Regions from separate parts of the Homo sapiens genome. Here region 2 is linked to region 1. Evidence: read pairs that join two places in POLR2A ChIA-PET (ENCODE). Cell type or tissue: PC-9. All regions are shown on one strand. Each heading gives the region's core, and the rest is flanking DNA. Links, peaks and the distances in the headings are about the cores only. Region 1 holds the start of LOC107984216 (a long non-coding RNA gene). Region 2 has its middle 5.1 kb from the start of LINC02652.

What was found. Peaks named below come from ENCODE experiments on the same cell type or tissue, not always from the same donor. Only the 100,000 strongest peaks of a DNase experiment are listed, where the experiment ranks them.
Region 2: POLR2A ChIA-PET joins it to region 1 with 12 read pairs; 3 of 35 experiments call an interaction of 5 or more read pairs at or near these places.

What each region holds. Positions count from the first base shown.
Region 1 is chr10:28,440,096-28,448,428 of GRCh38, reverse strand. All of the region lies in intron 1 of LINC02652 (long intergenic non-protein coding RNA 2652), which reads left to right. It overlaps LOC107984216 (a long non-coding RNA gene), which reads right to left and starts at 7,267. Exons shown (of 3, transcript XR_001747401.2): 1 at 7,175-7,267; 2 at 6,797-6,974; 3 at 6,056-6,271. It also overlaps the pseudogene RN7SKP39. RefSeq lists a silencer at 3,420-3,640. In PC-9, for the core only: no CTCF peak of the experiment used is centred there; a DNase peak (open chromatin) is centred at 4,188; H3K27me3 peaks cover 473 bases.
Region 2 is chr10:28,496,741-28,505,073 of GRCh38, reverse strand. No RefSeq gene overlaps it. Among named protein-coding and RNA genes, the nearest start is that of LINC02652, 5.1 kb to the right of the region's middle. In PC-9, for the core only: no CTCF peak of the experiment used is centred there; DNase peaks (open chromatin) are centred at 1,753 and 4,683; H3K4me3 peaks cover 1,134 bases; H3K27ac peaks cover 522 bases.

The DNA of each region.
Region 1 (8,333 bases), core at 250-8,249:
AGCTGGGACTACAGGCACACACCACCACATTAGGCTAATTTCTAAATTTTTTGTAGAGATAGTGTCTTGCTATGTTGCCAATGCTGGTCTTGAGCTCTGGGCTCAACTGATTATCCTGGCTCAGCCTCCTAAAGTACTAGGATCAACATTTTTAATGCCTAAAGTACTAGGTTTTAACATTTTTAATGCCCACGTGCCCACTTACAAATTGCTTCTAGGGTGTTTGCAGCAATTTATGCTCCCATCAGCACGGGCTGGGTGCACTTATGTACAGGGACATTTCTAGGTCTTCATAAGCTGAGACAATCTTTTGGAAGCCTTAGCCCATCTCATATATTAGAGTGAGGTGGTGCTTGCCATTATCTGCACTTGTTTTTTTTTTTTTTTCTTACTATGCAGATTTCTGGAGAATCATTGTGTATGCTTGAGAATCCTTGCAAAGCAAAAAGATCTACAAAAATTGCATTTAAGATAATGTGATTATTCTGAATCCTAAATTTAGCAATTAAGAAGTTCAGGGCCAGGTGCAGTGGCTCATGCCTGTAATCCCAGCACTTTGGGAGGACGAGGCGGGCAGATCACTTGAGCTCAGGAGTTCGAGACCAGCCTGGCCAACATGGTGAAACCCCGTCTCTACTAACAACAACAACAAAATACAAAAATTAGCCGGGCATGGTGGCACGCACTCATAGTCTCAGCTATTTGGAGGCTGAGGCAGGAGAAACATTTGAACCCAGGAAGCAGAGGTTGCAAGTAGCCGAGATCGCACCACTGCATTCCAGCCTGTGTGACAGAGAAACTCCATTTCAAAAAAGAAAGAAAGAAATTCGGGATGTTATGGTTTTCAACATTTATTAATTTTTAATATTATTGTCATATCTTTGATTTTTTGTCCTATCTCTAGCAATAAAGAAACGGGATGTTATGGTTTTCAATATTTATTAATTTTAATTTAATTGTCGTATCTTGTAGCCAATATATTTTTTTCAGATTTCAACATATTTGCAGTCTCTGAAAAAAAATTTCATCAGCCTTGAACCCTGAATTAGAGTGGCTGATCGATAAAATGTCACCTCCTATGTCATCTTTTCTAATTGACCAGCAAAATGACATTATTCTTTCTTTTTTCTTGTTTTTGTTTTGTTTTGTGTTGTTTTGTTTTTTTGAGACAGAGTCTTACTGTCACCCAGGCTGGAGTTCGGTGGCATTATTTCAGCTCACTGCAGCCTCCACCTCCTGGGTTTAAGCAATTCTTGTGCCTCAGTCTCCCAAGTAGCTGGGATTACAGGTGTGCACCACTGCACCCAGCTAATTTATGTATTTTTAGTAGAGATGGGGTTTTGCCATGTTGGTCAGGCTGGTCTTGAACTCCTGGCCTCAAGCAATTCTCCTGCCTTGGCCTCCCAAAGTGCTGGGATTACCGACGTGAGCCATGGTGCCCAGCCTTTCTTTTGTATTTTGAACCGTATGATCTATTTCTGGATATTTATTGGGTATTTTTTATGGAAAGTCCTGTACTCAAGGAAACTGAGTCTAGTAAGAGAGAACATATGTCTGATGATGATTACCAGAAACAGGTGTAAAGAATTCAGCTGTGGGAAATCCAGAGAATTCAGAAAGCAACTATGGGAATTCAGAGAACAAAGAGATTATTTCTGTCTCTAGTTGTCAGGGACATCTGGATGAGGCATTCTTGTTTGAGCTAGGCCTTGAGGCAAGGGTAGAATTTTAACAGGGAGAGGGATGGAATGGGTTAACTCATGATATGCAAGATACATAAATTAAAAGATATTTTATCTAGGCTGGGTGCGGTGGCTTGCACCTATAATCCCAGCACTTTGGGAGGCTGAAGCAGGAGGACTGCTTGAAGCCAGGAGTTCAAGACCAGCCTTGGCAACATAGTGAGACCTCATCCCTTAAAAAAAAGATATTTTTATCTTGTAAAATATAAGAAAAATACATGTATATGGCTGGGCACAGTGACTCATGCCTGTAATCTCAGTACTTTGGGAGGCCGAGGCTGATGGATCACTTGAGATCAGGAGTTCAAGACCAGCCTGGCCAACATGGTGAAATCCTGTCTCTACTAAAGAAAAAAAAAAGTTACCAGGGCGTGGTGCTGCACACCAGTACACCTGTAGTCCCAGCTACTGGGGAGGCTGAGCCAGGAGAATCACTTGAACCCAGAAGGTAGAGGTTGCAGTGAGCCGAGATTGCACCACTGCACTCCAGCCTGGGTGACAGAGTGAGACTCTGTCTCAAAAAAAATTAGTCAAGTGTGGGGGTGCATGCCTGTAATCTCAGCTACTCGGGAGGCTGAGGCAGGAGAATTGCATGAACCCAAGTGGCAGAGGTTGCAGCAAGCCGAGATCATGCCACTGCACTCCAGCCTGGGCGACACAGCAAGACTCCATCTTAGAAAAAAAAAAGGAAAGAAAAATACATGTATATGAACCATCCAAGGATCTTGTTAAAATGCAGGTTCTGATGCAGTAGGTTTTGGCCGTGCCGTTTCTAAGAAGCTCTCATGTGATGCTGATATGACTGGTCAGGCATTTCAGGTTGGTGGAACAACAGGAACAAAGGCAGAGGTGGGAAAACATCAGAGGAGCTGCCATGCGGAGAGAAACAAGAACAGTGCAGTCAACCAGAGTGTGGTCGCTAGATGGTGAAGCCGTGGGAATGAACTGCCATGGCAGATCGGATCCAAACTGCAGAATGTTTTGAATGTCGAGTTTCAAAATGTGAACTTTATACCACAAACAATAGGGAAGCATGGAAAACCATTGAGCAAGTGAATGACATGATCAGAATGTGTGTTAGTGACATTAATCTGGCCATGGTATGCAGGAGCCAGGGAGACCAGTGCGGAAGCTAACTCTAACAGTCCAAGTGGGAGGTATTAAGGGCTTAAGTTAGAGAGATGCCTGCAAAGTCGGAAAGGAAAAAAAAATTCTTTTATGTAGCAAATGGATGCTCAAAACTGTAAATCGGATAAATAAGTGAATCAGTGAATAAAGTAAAAGGCTTAGCAAAGAAAGAGTGAACAGGACATAATGGTCAACAGGTGACTTTACTTTTTTTTTTTGAGACAGAGTTTCAGTCTTGTTGCCCAGCCTGGAGTGCAATGGCGCGATCTTGGCTCACTACAACCTCCGCCCCCTGGGTTCAAGCGATTCTCCTGCCTCAGCCTCCTGAGTAGCTGGGATTACAGACATGCGCCACAACGCCTGGCTAATTTTTGTATTTTTAGTAGAGACGGGGTTTCTCCATGTTGGTCAGGCTGGTCTTGAACTCCTGACTTCAGGTGATCCGCCCGCCTTGACTTCCCAAAGTCCTGGGATTACAGGCGTGAGACACTGCGCCTGGCTGACTTTACTTTTTATATATGGGAGAATGATGACACCACTAACAGAAAACTGAGGAAGAGCTGCTTGTTTTTTGGCAAAACATAACAGCAATACTTACTGAATACTCACTGTGTGCTATTTATAGTTTTGAGTGCTTTTAATACCTTGTCTCATTTATTTATTTATTTCATTATTATTATTTTTTGAGACAGAGTTTTGCTCTTGTTGCCCAGGCTGGAGTGCAATGGCGCGATCTCTCCTCACTGCAGCCTTTGCCTCCCGGGTGCAAGCGATTCTCCTGCCTCAGCCTCCCAAGTAGCTGGGACTACTTGCCGTACACCACCACACCCGGCTAATTTTTTTGTATTTTTAGTAGAGACGGGGTTTTGCCATGTTGGCCAGGCTGGTCTTGAACTCCTGGCCCCAGGTGATCTGCCCACTTTGGCCTCCCAAAGTTCTGGGCATGAGCCACCGGCCCCTTGTCTCATTTAATCTTTATCACAATCCTGTGAGAAGGTACCATTTATTTGCCCCATCTTAAGAAAAGAAACTGAAAAAAAGAGAGGTTAGGTAACCTGGGCAAGGTCACACAGCTAGTAAGGGCTGGAGCCAACACTGGAAGCAGCGAGTGCAGGTCCAGAATGCAACTCTTAATTGCTGACCTAAGTCTCATAATGTATTAGATACTTTTTGCGGTAGTTCCCTCACCCATTCTCCTTCTGGGGCAGGGGCCATCCGGATCCCATGCCCCTGGCCACAGCTAAGTATCTAGGGGAGGAGACTTGTCAGGATAGGCCACCCACTGGCTGGCCTGACACCTAAAATCTGGTGCCCTGGTGGGAAAAGTGAATTGGGCCAATCCATTTCCTCTTCTGAAAACCTGGAATGCGGAAACACTGATTTTGGAAGATAAGGGAAGAGAAAAGAAGCCCTTGTCCCTGCCCTGCCTGAGAACATTTTTTTTTTTTTTGTGCTCCTGTGATCAGTGGCCTTTCATTAAGTCCTTCTTTTCCCAAAATACCTTAGTCTCTGTTCTTTGTACCCAAATGATCCTGATTTCATCTCATTTATTTCCTTATAAGAATTTATCCAGATTCTAGGCTGGACGCAGTGGCTCACACCTGTAACCTCAGCACCTTGGGGGGTCAAGGAAGGAGAATCACTTGAGGCCAGAAGTTCAAGATCAGCCTGGACAACATAGCAAGACCTCATCTCTTAAAAATAAATAAATAAATAAATAAATAAATAATTAGCCAGGTATGGTGGCGTGCCTGTGGTTTCAGCTACTCAGAAGGCTGAGGCAGAGGGATCACTTGAGCCCTCCAGGAATTCAAGGCTGCAGTAAGCCATGATTGTGCCACTGCACTCCAGCCTGGGTGATAGAGTAAGGCCCTGTCTCTTAAAAAAATTTTTATCCAGAATCATTGAAAGATGAATAAAATACTTAGGTATTGCTGGGTAAACGCTAACCCTCCAGTTTCTCCTCTTTCTGCTAAAAAATACATAGACATTTGTGAAGTAATGTGCGTTTACAGCATTCACAAGTGAAAGCTTGGAAGTCAAACTTCAGCCTACACTAGCAAGAGAGAATGTTTGGGTGAAAAATGTATTTCTGGCAAAGAGTGCCCACTGTCCTCCATCTGCAGGTTCTTCTTTCTTTCAAAAAAGCCATTCTCCCTGCTGTAGCAGGATTAAGGGCAGAGATATGGGTGAAAGTCTTGCATTGAGAGCTGTAGGCAACTCAATGTGAGACACACACAGGCCTTACCAAACAACAGGCTTTTTTTTTTTTTTTTTGAGACAAGGTCTCACTGTGTCACCCAGGTTAGTTGGAGTACAGTGGCAAGATCATGGCTCCCTGTCCCCTCAAAATTCTGGGCTCAAGTGATCTTCCTGTCTTAGCCTCCCAAGTAGCTGGGACTACAAGCATGCACCATCATACCTAGATTAAAAAAAAATTTTTTTTTTGTAGAGGTGGGGTCTTGCTATGTTGCCCAGGCTAGTCTGGAACTCCTGAGCTCAAGTGATCCTCCCTCCTTGGCCTCACAGAGTATTGGGATTATAGGTGTGAGCCACCACACTGGGGCAAACAACAGGCAGTTTTCACTCTATTCTGGAAGAGACACCTCCTCAACTTTTGTGCTATTAAGAGTGAAGACACCTAAAGCCAAAGAAGAATGCTGGATGGAAGGGTGATGTGGCTGCAACGCTGATCACCCCATTGATGGCCAGGGTAGATTCTGCCCATCTGGGTAGCATCCTATCCAAGTCACTGCTGCACATGCCTCCTTCCTTGAACGGCCCACTGGCGGAGCAGGCTGCCTTCCCAGACAGAGGAGCACATTTCTTCAGTCCAGGGTGCGTAAGTGTCTGTGCCTCTTGCTAGAACATTCTAGTAAACTCTAGAGGCAACTGTGTGGAAGAGTGTAGTAAGGAAAGCTTCCAAGATTCCAGACAGAACCAAAGCAGATGCAGGAGCAGCCTGCCTGTCAAAAAGATAATTTATGTTCACTCACTACTTAAAACTTGAGTTCTGGAAATTGGCAAGAGAGAGATTAAAGTTGTCTGTAATTAGCTGTTACTACTTTCTACAGAGTGTTTATTGAGAGTGGAAAATCCTTTGGCCTTGTGGCCTCCTGGAAAACCCCAATTCAGTTTTCAAGCTTAACTCCAATGAGAATCTTCTCTGACCTTCTCAGGCACTTGTTTTTCCTCCCTGGAGCTCCCGCTCAGCCTGGCACATGGTTTAGTAGAACAATTTTCATTCTTCCATGATGATTGAACATTGAGATGTGTTTTTGGATCCCTCAAGGTCTGGCACTGTGTTTTACTTTTGTGCCCAGTGCTTGGGAAAGGAGGGAGGAGCGATGACTTAAATTGTAGTTCATAGATCACTGGACTGCAAAGGTCTCTTTCCAAACCTGAGGATGAGAACTGTGAATCAGAGCAAGGTTCTGGAGTATGAGCTGCAGGCAGTAGAGGAATGGGTGTGTTCTCTGCTGTAGGAAGAAAGCTGCAAACAAGAACAGATGCTCCTCCACTTATGATGGGGCTACATCCCAATAAACCCACTGTGAGTGGAAAACATCGCAAGTTGAAAATGCATCGAATAGAACTAATCTACTGAAATCATAGCTCAGCCTAGCCTACCTTAAACATGCTCAGAGCACTTATGTTTGTCCGCAGTTGGACAAAATCATCTAACGCAAAGCTGATTTTATATGAAAGTGTTAAATATCTTATGTAATTTATTGAGTACTGTATGGAAAATGAACAACAGAATGGCTGTGTGAATACCTGAAGTACTGTTTCTACTGAATTCATGTTGCTTTTGCACCATCATAAAGTCAAAAAATAATTAGTTGAAAAATTATAAGTAAGGACTGTCTGCATTTGGTGCCAAAAGAGTAGAAGGTGGCAGAAATAGAAATAGAAATAGTACTTACCAAAATTCACATTCTCTTCTTCCTGGGCACAGAGTCATATCACATTTCCCAGCCTACCTGGCAATGAGGTATGGCCGTGGGAGTGACTCCTGCCAATAGGATATGGTGGAAGTCCCACGAGGATCTCACATGAGGATCCTCCAGGCATTTCCCTCTTCTGCTGGCTGGATGCCAGTGTCTAGAGAGACCAAAATCAGAGCTGCTCCCCATCACTTTCCCCACCCAACAGGGAGCACAGGTTTGAACTCTTAAGCAAGTAAGAAATAACCTTGTGTTGTATGGGGGGTTAATTGTTACAGCAGCTGGCAATCCCTAGCTCATGCAGAGCGTTTGGCTGTTTTTCACCTGAGGCAGTGGTAGCCCAGACTCATCTCTTACCTGAAGCATTCTTGGGGTTCTTCAAGTTATAATGAGAGAGAAGACCCTTGAAGAGGAGAAAAAAATTACTCGACTGGCAAGATGAGGTTTCAGAGAAGCTTGATTTGACTATTAAGAGATATTTGATGGCCAGGCACAATGGCTCATGCCTGTAATCCCAGCACTTTGGGAGGCCGAGGTGGATAGATCACTTGAGGTCAGGAGTTCGAGACCAGCCTGGCCAACATAGTGAAACCCCATCTCTACTAAAAATACAAAAATTAGCCAGGCATACTGGTGCGCGCCTGTTATCCCATCTACTCAGGAGACTGAGGCAGGAGAATCGCTTGAACCCGGGAGGCGGAGGTTGCAGTGAGCCAAGATTGTGCCACTGCCCTCCAGCCTGGGTGACAGAGTGAGAGACTCTGTCTCAAAAAAACAAAACAAAACAAAAAACCAAAAAACAAGAGATATTTGACTTCATCTTGTACTTGAAGCTGGTGAAATGGGATGTAGCTCAGTTAACATGAGCCTTATGGTTAATATTAAACATTTATTTCTTCATTTCCTCCACTGATTCATTATTTTAATATTAGAGAAGGTTACTTAATAACATAAGAAAATACTCAAAACAAGCTGTTAAGCGAAAAAGCCTACTAGAAAATAGTAGATTCAGCATAATCCCACTTTTAAAAAGCAAGCCAAGAACCTAAAAATATATTCACATACACATTGACCTAGGAAGGTGACATCAAACTATCAAGTGGTCATTTGTAAGTAGTAATAATAAGTGTGATTTTTTATTTGTCTTTATTCTATTCAATGTTTTTCAGCCTCTTCCCAGTACACATGCATCACTTAGAGATTAACAACAGCAAAAGCAATAGAAGTTATTTTTAAGTAAAATATAGAGAAAAATGTTGTCTTGCAATTAAAAAAAAAAAGATCCAGTCTCTTCACTCATTATTACTGGGAGTTCTCGGTCAAACTCATATCCCAAGCAGAGACTTGGGGATCCACCAGTACTTCAATAATCCTAAAGTGGCAAGCAACAATCCTTGTTTCTGTTGAATGAGCAATCTTGTTTCTTTTTTTTTTTTTTTTTGAGACGGAGTCTAGCTCTGTCACCCAGGGTGGAGTGCAGTGGTGCTATCTCGGCTCACTGCAAGTTCTGCTTCCC
Region 2 (8,333 bases), core at 20-8,019, 57 kb before region 1:
GGTGCATGCCGCCACACCCAGCTAATTTTTGTATTTTTAGTAGAGATGGGGTTTCACCATGTTGGCCAGGCTGTGGTTGTTATTTAATATATAATATTAGAAACTGCATAAACTAGCAACATTTCTCCAAGAAAGAGATAGTTTAGAAATGGAAGCACAGCCGGCTGCGGTGGCTCACGCCTATAATCCCAGCACTTTGGGAGGCCGAGGTGGGTGGATCACCTGAGGTCAGGAGTTCAAGCCCAGCCTGCTCAACATGGTGAAACCCCGTCTCTACTAAAAATACAAAAGTTATCCAGGTGTGGTGGCAGATACCTGTAATCCCAGCTACTTGGGAGGCCGAGGCAGGAGAATCCCTTGAACCTGGGAAGCAGAGGTTGCAGTGAGCTGAGATTGTGCCACTGCACTCCAGCCTGGGTAACAGAGTAAGACTCAAAAAAAAAAAAAAAAAAAAAGAAATGGGAGCAGCTCTTTAATCTTTTCCTTCTGCGTGCGCGTTCTCTTGCTCCTTATTCATTGCTGTCCTATATGCTGTTTTTCAGTCCCAAATGCCACCTGTATCTAGGAAGCTTTCATTCTTGACCAAATCCTGGAGCACTATGCAACTTCCGCAGCCCCAGTATAGAAGCAGGAGTATTAATTCTCAGGTCAAACACAAATTAATCAGTGAATACAATGATCTTCTACTTTGGTTTCTTATTCTTGCAATTGTTTTGCCAGTGAATAGTGTCACTAGGTAAGCTACATGTAGCTCTTTGGCTTCTAATGGCTTATCATTGCCTCAGAGGCTTCTGTATTATCCTTCAGCGATTTGTCTTTGAAATGAAGCAGAAGGAAAGCCTGCCAGTGGTTTCTTGGGGCCCTTTATTCTCCTAAATTTTAGAGAAATGGTACCTATCTAGAGGTCTTTGGTAAAGCAAAATTTGCTTAATAATAGAGTGTGTTGTAGAATCCTAGAGGTTTCTAATATTTTCTGTAATTGTCTCTTGTTAATGTAGGGTTTCTCTGGACCCTGCAGCTGGCAATCATTACCCCTGTCAACACTCTCTCTTTACAGACTCTAATGCTCCATCAGCTCAACACAGCATCCACGTCCTCAAAACCTTCCATCATAGTAAACATAAGACTCGGTAAGTGTCCTGAGGCTTGAAAGAATACTCTCACAGAAGTCTCACATAAGTGTTTGAGGCTTGAAAGAATACTCTCACAGAAGTCACATCATCCCAAAGTGATAACAATATTTGATTAATTAGGAAATATTGGACATTTATATGAGTGGAATTATCATATTTCCTCAAATACTGCATGAAAATTGGGTGCCTAGTAATTCGTTGCTACGTTGGATTAATCTGTAGCCTGCATGACTCCATTGATCTATCTTGCAGGAATTCAAATTATGAAGATAGTATCTGAATATGCATGTTTGAAAGATGTTTGTTTGTTTGTGTTTACCGAGTCTTATGTTTAAAACTGTGATGGAAGGTTTTGAGGACATGGATGCTATGTTGAGCTGATGAAGCATTAGTGTCTGTAAAGAGAGAGTGTTGAGGAAATATGATAATTCCACTCATATAAATGTCCAGTATTTCCTAATTAATCAAACCTTGTTATCACTTTGGGATAATGTGACTTCTGTGAGAGTATTCTTTCAAGCCCACCTTTGGCCTGCATTATGTGCCTTTAGGCCACTGCATTAAAAGCACGTAGCAGGGAGCACACTTGGCACATATAGGCAGGTGCTTGTCCTAGCAGCCCAGCCCAGCAGGGGCATATGACTCCATCGGCAGGGTTCCAAATTCATATTAGTGTTGTCTGCTTGCCAGGTGGTATAAAACTGTGCGGTAGTACTGAATTCTTTCCTTTTACAATGCTGTTTTCCATCTGGCTTTGATTCTTTTTTTTTTTTTAATCACAAAGTATACTTCCAGAAAAAGGAATATACATTACCTGTATCAAAAAAGACAGGCCATCTTAAATTAACATTTGAAAAACTAGATTTCATCTGCAAAATTCTAAAATAAATTTTGGATGTTTTTCTATATGCAAGTTACTTTCATATTCGAAAGAAGATTGACCCGTTTATATAAGTGAATAAATTTACCTGTGGAACACTACAAATATAAAAGCTCTGTCAAAAGGAGGCTTTCTCCCAATATTTTTTCTCCATTCTTTCTTTGTAGAATCCCTAGTTTTTAGTGGGCCTCTCTCTGTCCAGAAAAAGATTGTATTTCTCCACTTCCTTTGTAACTTGACGTGGCCATGTCTGTCCAGCTGGATATAAGCAGGAGTGGTGCGTGGAATTTTCAGGAACTATCCTTAAAGGGAAAAGGTTCTTCTGCTTTTCTCCTTTTTTTTTTTTTTTTTTTTTTTTTTCTGAGACGGAGACTCGCTCTGTCGCCCAGGCTGGAGTGCAGTGGCACGATCTCGGCTCACTGCAAGCTCCGCCTCCCGGGTTCACGCCATTCTCCTGCCTCAGGCTCGCGAGTAGCTGGGACTACAGGCTCCAGCCACCACGCCTGGCTAATTTTTTGTATTTTTAGTAGAGACGGGGTTTCACCGTGTTAGCCAGGATGGTCTCTATCTCCTGACCTCATGATCCACCCGCCTCGGCCTCCTAAAGTGCTGGGATTACAGGCGTGAGCCACGGCGCCCCGCCTGCTTTTCTCCTTTCTGGCTACATTGTGAATGTGAGAGCTGGAGCGTGAATACGCACCTTAGACTATGAGTGGAAACCATGTGCTAAGGATGATAGAGCCAAAGATAAGAGCCCGGTTTCCTGGCATCGTGGGACGGCGCGTCACCTCTAGAGAGACTACTACCTCCCTAGAGAGATTTTTAACGTGAGTGAGAAAGTAATCTGCTTTTTTGATAAACCACTGTAATTTTGCATTTACTGTTATTCGTAGCTAAACTAATTTAAATGGGTAAACCCTCAGATATGGGAAGAAATTATCTCCTTTTGAAAATACACCATACTGGCAGGGCGTGGTGGCTCACGCCTGTAATCTCAGCACTTTGGGAGGCCGAGGCAGGCGGATCACGAGGTCAGGAGATCGAGACCATCCTGGCTAACACGGTGAAACCCCATCTCTACTAAAAATATTAAAAAAAAATTAGCTGGGCGTGGTGGCGGGCGCCTGTAGTCCCAGCTACTCAGGAGGCTGAGGCAGGAGAATGGCGTGAACCCGGGAGGCGGAGCTTGCAGTGAGCCGAGATCGTGCCACTGCACTCCAGCCTGGGCAACAGAGCAAGACTTCGTCTCAGAAAAAAAAAAAGTTGCTGTACCAACTTTTTTGTACTGTTTATCTATATAACAAGTTTACCTATATAACAAAACCTGCACATGTACCCCTGAACCTAAAAAAAAAAGTTAAAAGAAAAAAAAAGTTGCGGTAACGTTCTAAGAAACCTTCCATAAGAAATATAACTAATATAAACTCCTACTCATAGCTTGATTAAATAAATAATGAAAAAAGGCCGGGCGCGGTGGCTCACGCCTACAATCCCAGCACTTTAGGAGGCCAAGGTCGGCGGATCACGAGGTCAGGAGACAGAGACCATCCTGGCTAACACGGTGAAACCCTGTCTCTACTAAAAAAAAATACAAAAATATTAGCCGGGCTTGGTGGCAGACGCCTGTAGTCCCAGCTACTCGGGAGGCTGAGGCAGGACAATGTCATGAACATGGAAGGCGGAGCTTGCAGTGAGCCGATATCGTGCCACTGCACTCCAGCCTGGGCAACAGAGCGAGACTCCGTCTCAAAAAAAAAAAAAAGAAAGTTATTAGCTATCACAAAACAATGATCTGAAGAAGTTAGCTGATTTTGGATACTCATTTCATAAATGGCTCATATAAATAACAAAAGTAACTAATGAAAGTGTAAAATTAAAATATATTAACTCTGAATTGAGTCTAAATGAATCCACGATGATTAAGAATTCTTACCCACCCACTTCAAAATGGAAGCATCAGTTTCCAGCAAACACATTTTACTTCTCTTTATATGAGTAGCAGTTGCTAGATCTTTTTTTTTTGTTTTTTTAATTGAGATGGAGTCTTGCTCTGTCGCCCAGGCTGGAGTGCAGTGGCACGATCTCAGCTCACTGCAACCTCCACCTCCTGGGTTCAAGCTATTCTCCTGCCTCAGCCTCCCGAATAGTTGGGACTACAGGTGCGCACCACCACACCCAGCTAATTTTTGTATTTTTAGTAGAGACGGGGTTTCACCATGTTGGCCAGGATGGTCTCGATCTTTTGACCTTGTGATCTCCCTGCCTTGGCCTCCCAAAGTGCTGGGATTACAGGCATAAGCCACTGAACCCGGCTGTGCTCTTTTAATGTACTCACAGTTCTGCACTATTCTCATCAGCCTAGCTCTCAGTGGAAATACTGAGCAGAGATGCTAGCTGGGCTTCCTGGGTCGTAGGGGCTGAGAAAGCTGTGAAACTCACTCATTTCCTGCATCAGGACTTACTTTGGTCCTGGATGAATAATATTGAAGATATATGCTTAAAATATTCCTAACATCAGAATTTGTGCATGTGTTTTCTTCCCCAGGAAAGCTATGAACACTAAAAATTTTGCTGTAAGCTTCCCTGTGTCCTCTCTCCCTCTCTCCCTTCCTCCTCCCCTGAAACTAAAAGGAATGTTAAAAAACCCGTTTTTCTGTGACCAGCAGACCTTATCTATGCTCCCAATTCCAATTCCCTGTAAATACAATTTGTAAGGTCTTGTGAGATCCTGTCTCCTTTGCCATGCTGCTGCAAGGTTATAAAGTAGATAAAACTTAAGTTACAATTCCGGTTCGCAAGATCTGAGACATATTAATTGTCTTTGTTTCTCGCTCTGGTAACATCTTCCCATCCCACGTATTTCCGGCCTTAAAGAGTTTAAAAGGTGATGAAAAATCTAACACTGGCTACCCACTCGGGACCCCTTCCACGCTGTGGAAGCTTTGTACTGTCACTCTGCTCAATAAAGTCTACAGCTCTTTTTCTCTCGGTCCGATCCCTGTCTCTCTCGTCACAGGCTACCGCCACACCAATCCTTTGGCATGGCTAAGGCAAGAACCTTTGGCATTACAATGTCAAACTCTAACAAACACCTGCCTTACTCATAAAGGACACCTATTACATCTAGAGACAAAAATTTAAAACTGAATGATACTTAGTCCAATATCTTCATTTTAATAAACAGGAAACTGAAGCACAAGGAATAAATGATTTGTCACAGATAACACAGCTAGAAACAGGGTTTCTTGATCCCTACCTCATTAAAATACAATTCATTGTCTTAACCATCAGTGAGATTTGTGATTGGAGGCAGTAAGAGGGGACCCTAGAAACAGGCCAGACTTAGCAGAAAAGAAAATGCTTGTGCACAGAGCTGCTTCTCAGTAAATCACACCAAAATGATCACCTGCAAGACTATAGAGGCCAAACTATTATAGACGCCAAGAGTTGGACTCACGAAGGCAGTAAGTAGGGAAAGAGATGTGGTGTAGTAAAATGTTACTAAGAAAGGACTTCAGGCAACGATAGACACGTATAAATAAAATCCACCTGGAGGGTGGCCACAGTGGCTTACACCTGTAATCCCAGCACTTTGGGAGGCCGAGGCAGGAGGATCACTTGAAGTCAGGAGTTCAAGACCAGCCTGGCCAACATGGTGAAACCTCGTCTCTACTAAAAATACAAAAATTAGCCGGGCGTGGTGGTGGGTGCCCGTAATCCCAGCTACTCGGGAGGCTGAGGCAGGAGAATCGCTTGAACCTGGGAGGCAGAGGCTGCAGCGAGCCAAGACTGCGCCACTGCACTGCAGCCTGGGTGACAGAGTGAGACTCCATCTAAAAAAAAAAAAGAAAATCCACCTGGAATGTGGCCTCAGAATCCTTCCGTCAAAGCCATGCCTTGTTGACTCACTTGTCTCTCAAAACTTCTTTCTCTTCTCCATCTTGTTTGCCCATCAATGCTTCCTTCAGTTGCTTATTTTAGCCAGATTATTCTGCACATAATTTTTTTTTTTACATGGCAGGGAGAAAGGTATAAAGTACGGAACACATAGGCAGTGTAATTCTCCTAAGTCCTGAATTCCCTTGACTTAGTCTTAGCTACAATTGTTTAATAATTTCCCCTATGTATTTAAGGGAAATAAAAGGTTATGTTTCCCTTCAGAAGAACCATGGGATTGCTGCATGATGCACCTAATTGTCCACACTTTTGGAAAACAAACTTGAAGAAAAATAAAGACAGCATTAAACTTATATATTTATGTGACTAGAATACCTCCTGCCTATGAAACTTGTTAGAGGATTAAATACATTTAAAGAAATAATCCAGAAATGCTTCTATGAAATTTACCAAATAGAGTGTTAAGTACCTGAAAAGAAATAAGACTGGGAGGCTGAGGCAGGTGGATCACTTGAGCCTAGGACTTTGAGACCAGCCTGGGCAACACGGCGAAACCCCATCTCTACAAAACAAAAACAAAAGCAAAAACAAAGTAAAAACTAGCCAGGCATGGGGGTGCACCCGTATTCCCAGCTACTGGAGGGGCTGAGGTGGGAGGATTGTTTGAGCCTGGGAGGCTGAGGCCACAGTGAGCTGTAATCACACCACTGTACATCAGACTGGGCGACAGAGTGAGATCATGTCTCAAAACAAAACAAAACAAAACATGATGGGTGCGGTGGCTCACGCCTGTAATCTCAGCACTTGGGGAGGCTGAGGCGGGTGGATCACCTGAGGTCGGGAGTTCGAGACCAGCCTGACCAACATGGAGAAATCCTGTCTCTACTAAAAATACAAAATTAGCCAGGTGTGGTGGCACATGCCTGTCACCCCAGCTACTCGGGAGGCTGAGGCAGGAGAATCACTTGAACCTAGGAGGCAGAGGTTGCAGTGAGCTGAGATCACGCCATTGCACTTCAGCCTGGGCAACAAGAGTGAAACTCCCTCTATTAAAAAAAAGAAAAAGAAATAAGATAGCAGAATCTTACTCTCCAAATCTGCTTTCTTTTTCTAATATGTACTTTAAAAAAATATGCAGTATTCCTCTTGGTAAAGCATTAACTTAGTGATTAGATTGTGCATGGCAGTGGCAGCCAGTGCATCATTAATCTTAGAGGACTGTTCACTCTCATCAGTTGTCAAAAGGTAATGAAGACTGAGAATTTCTCAGCCCTATTGATAACACATGAGTACAGGCTGATTTGTATTTATTCCATGATCCTATTTTAGTCCCTTTTGGATAATGGAATCCCAATGTGTTATCTGTCTTTTTCTTCCTTCCTTCCTTCCTTCCTTCCTTCCTTCCTTCCTTCCTTCCTTCCCTTCCTCCTTCCTTCCCTCCTTCCTTCTTTCCTTCCCTTCCTCCCTCTCTTTCTCTCTCTCTCCTTCTTCCTTCCTTTTCTATCTCTTTCTTCTTTCTTTCTTTCTTTTCTTTCTTTTTATTTCTCTTTCTTTCTTTCTTTCGTTCTTTCTTTCTTTCTCTCTCTCTTTCTCTCTCTCTGTCTCTCTTTCTCTCTCTCTCTTTCTCTTTCTTTCTTTCATCAGGATCTCACTCTATTGCCCAAGCTGGAGTGCAGTGATGCAATCATAGCTTACTGCAGCCTCAAACTCCAGGGCTCAAGCGAGCCTCCTATCTCAGCCTCCTGAGTAGCTGGTACTACAGGTGTGCACCACTACACCTAGCTATTTTTTAAAAAATTTTTGTAGAGACGGGGGTCTCACTATGTTGCCCAGGATGATCTTGAACTTCTGTCCTCAAGCAATCCACTTGCTTCGACCTGTCAAAGTGCTGGGATTATAGGCGTAAGCCACCACACCCAGCCCTGATTGGATTATTTCTTTTTAAAATATCTCTTATACTTTCAAGTAAATTGACATTTGTGAACTTTCTATTTCTATCATTTATTGTTATTATAGAAATTATCATCTTAAAGTTTGAACATGTAAACATCCAGCTTCTGGAGATTGTGGTCTACCTAATTCTGAACCCTGGGAGTTTGCATCTAGGGTTGCTTAACCCTATCTGTAAAGTAGGAAAGTTCCAGCTCAGACTCTGGAATAATTCACATCCTCTGTATGTGGTGGATAAGAAACAAGATCTTCAGCCCAACACTGGGTCATCTGATCCTGTTTCCCCAGTATATCCAGGAAGTTGATTCCTTATTTAGACTTCTGTGCCTGAGTCCTTGCCTTCCACCTTGGTACATCAGAAACCTGACTGTGGCTTTTCTTCCTATGCCTCACTGACCCCGTTCCCTGCAAATTGGACTCTCCTCTATCTCCCCAATTCCATCTAGCCTAGTGAATGAGTTGCTCCTCTGCAC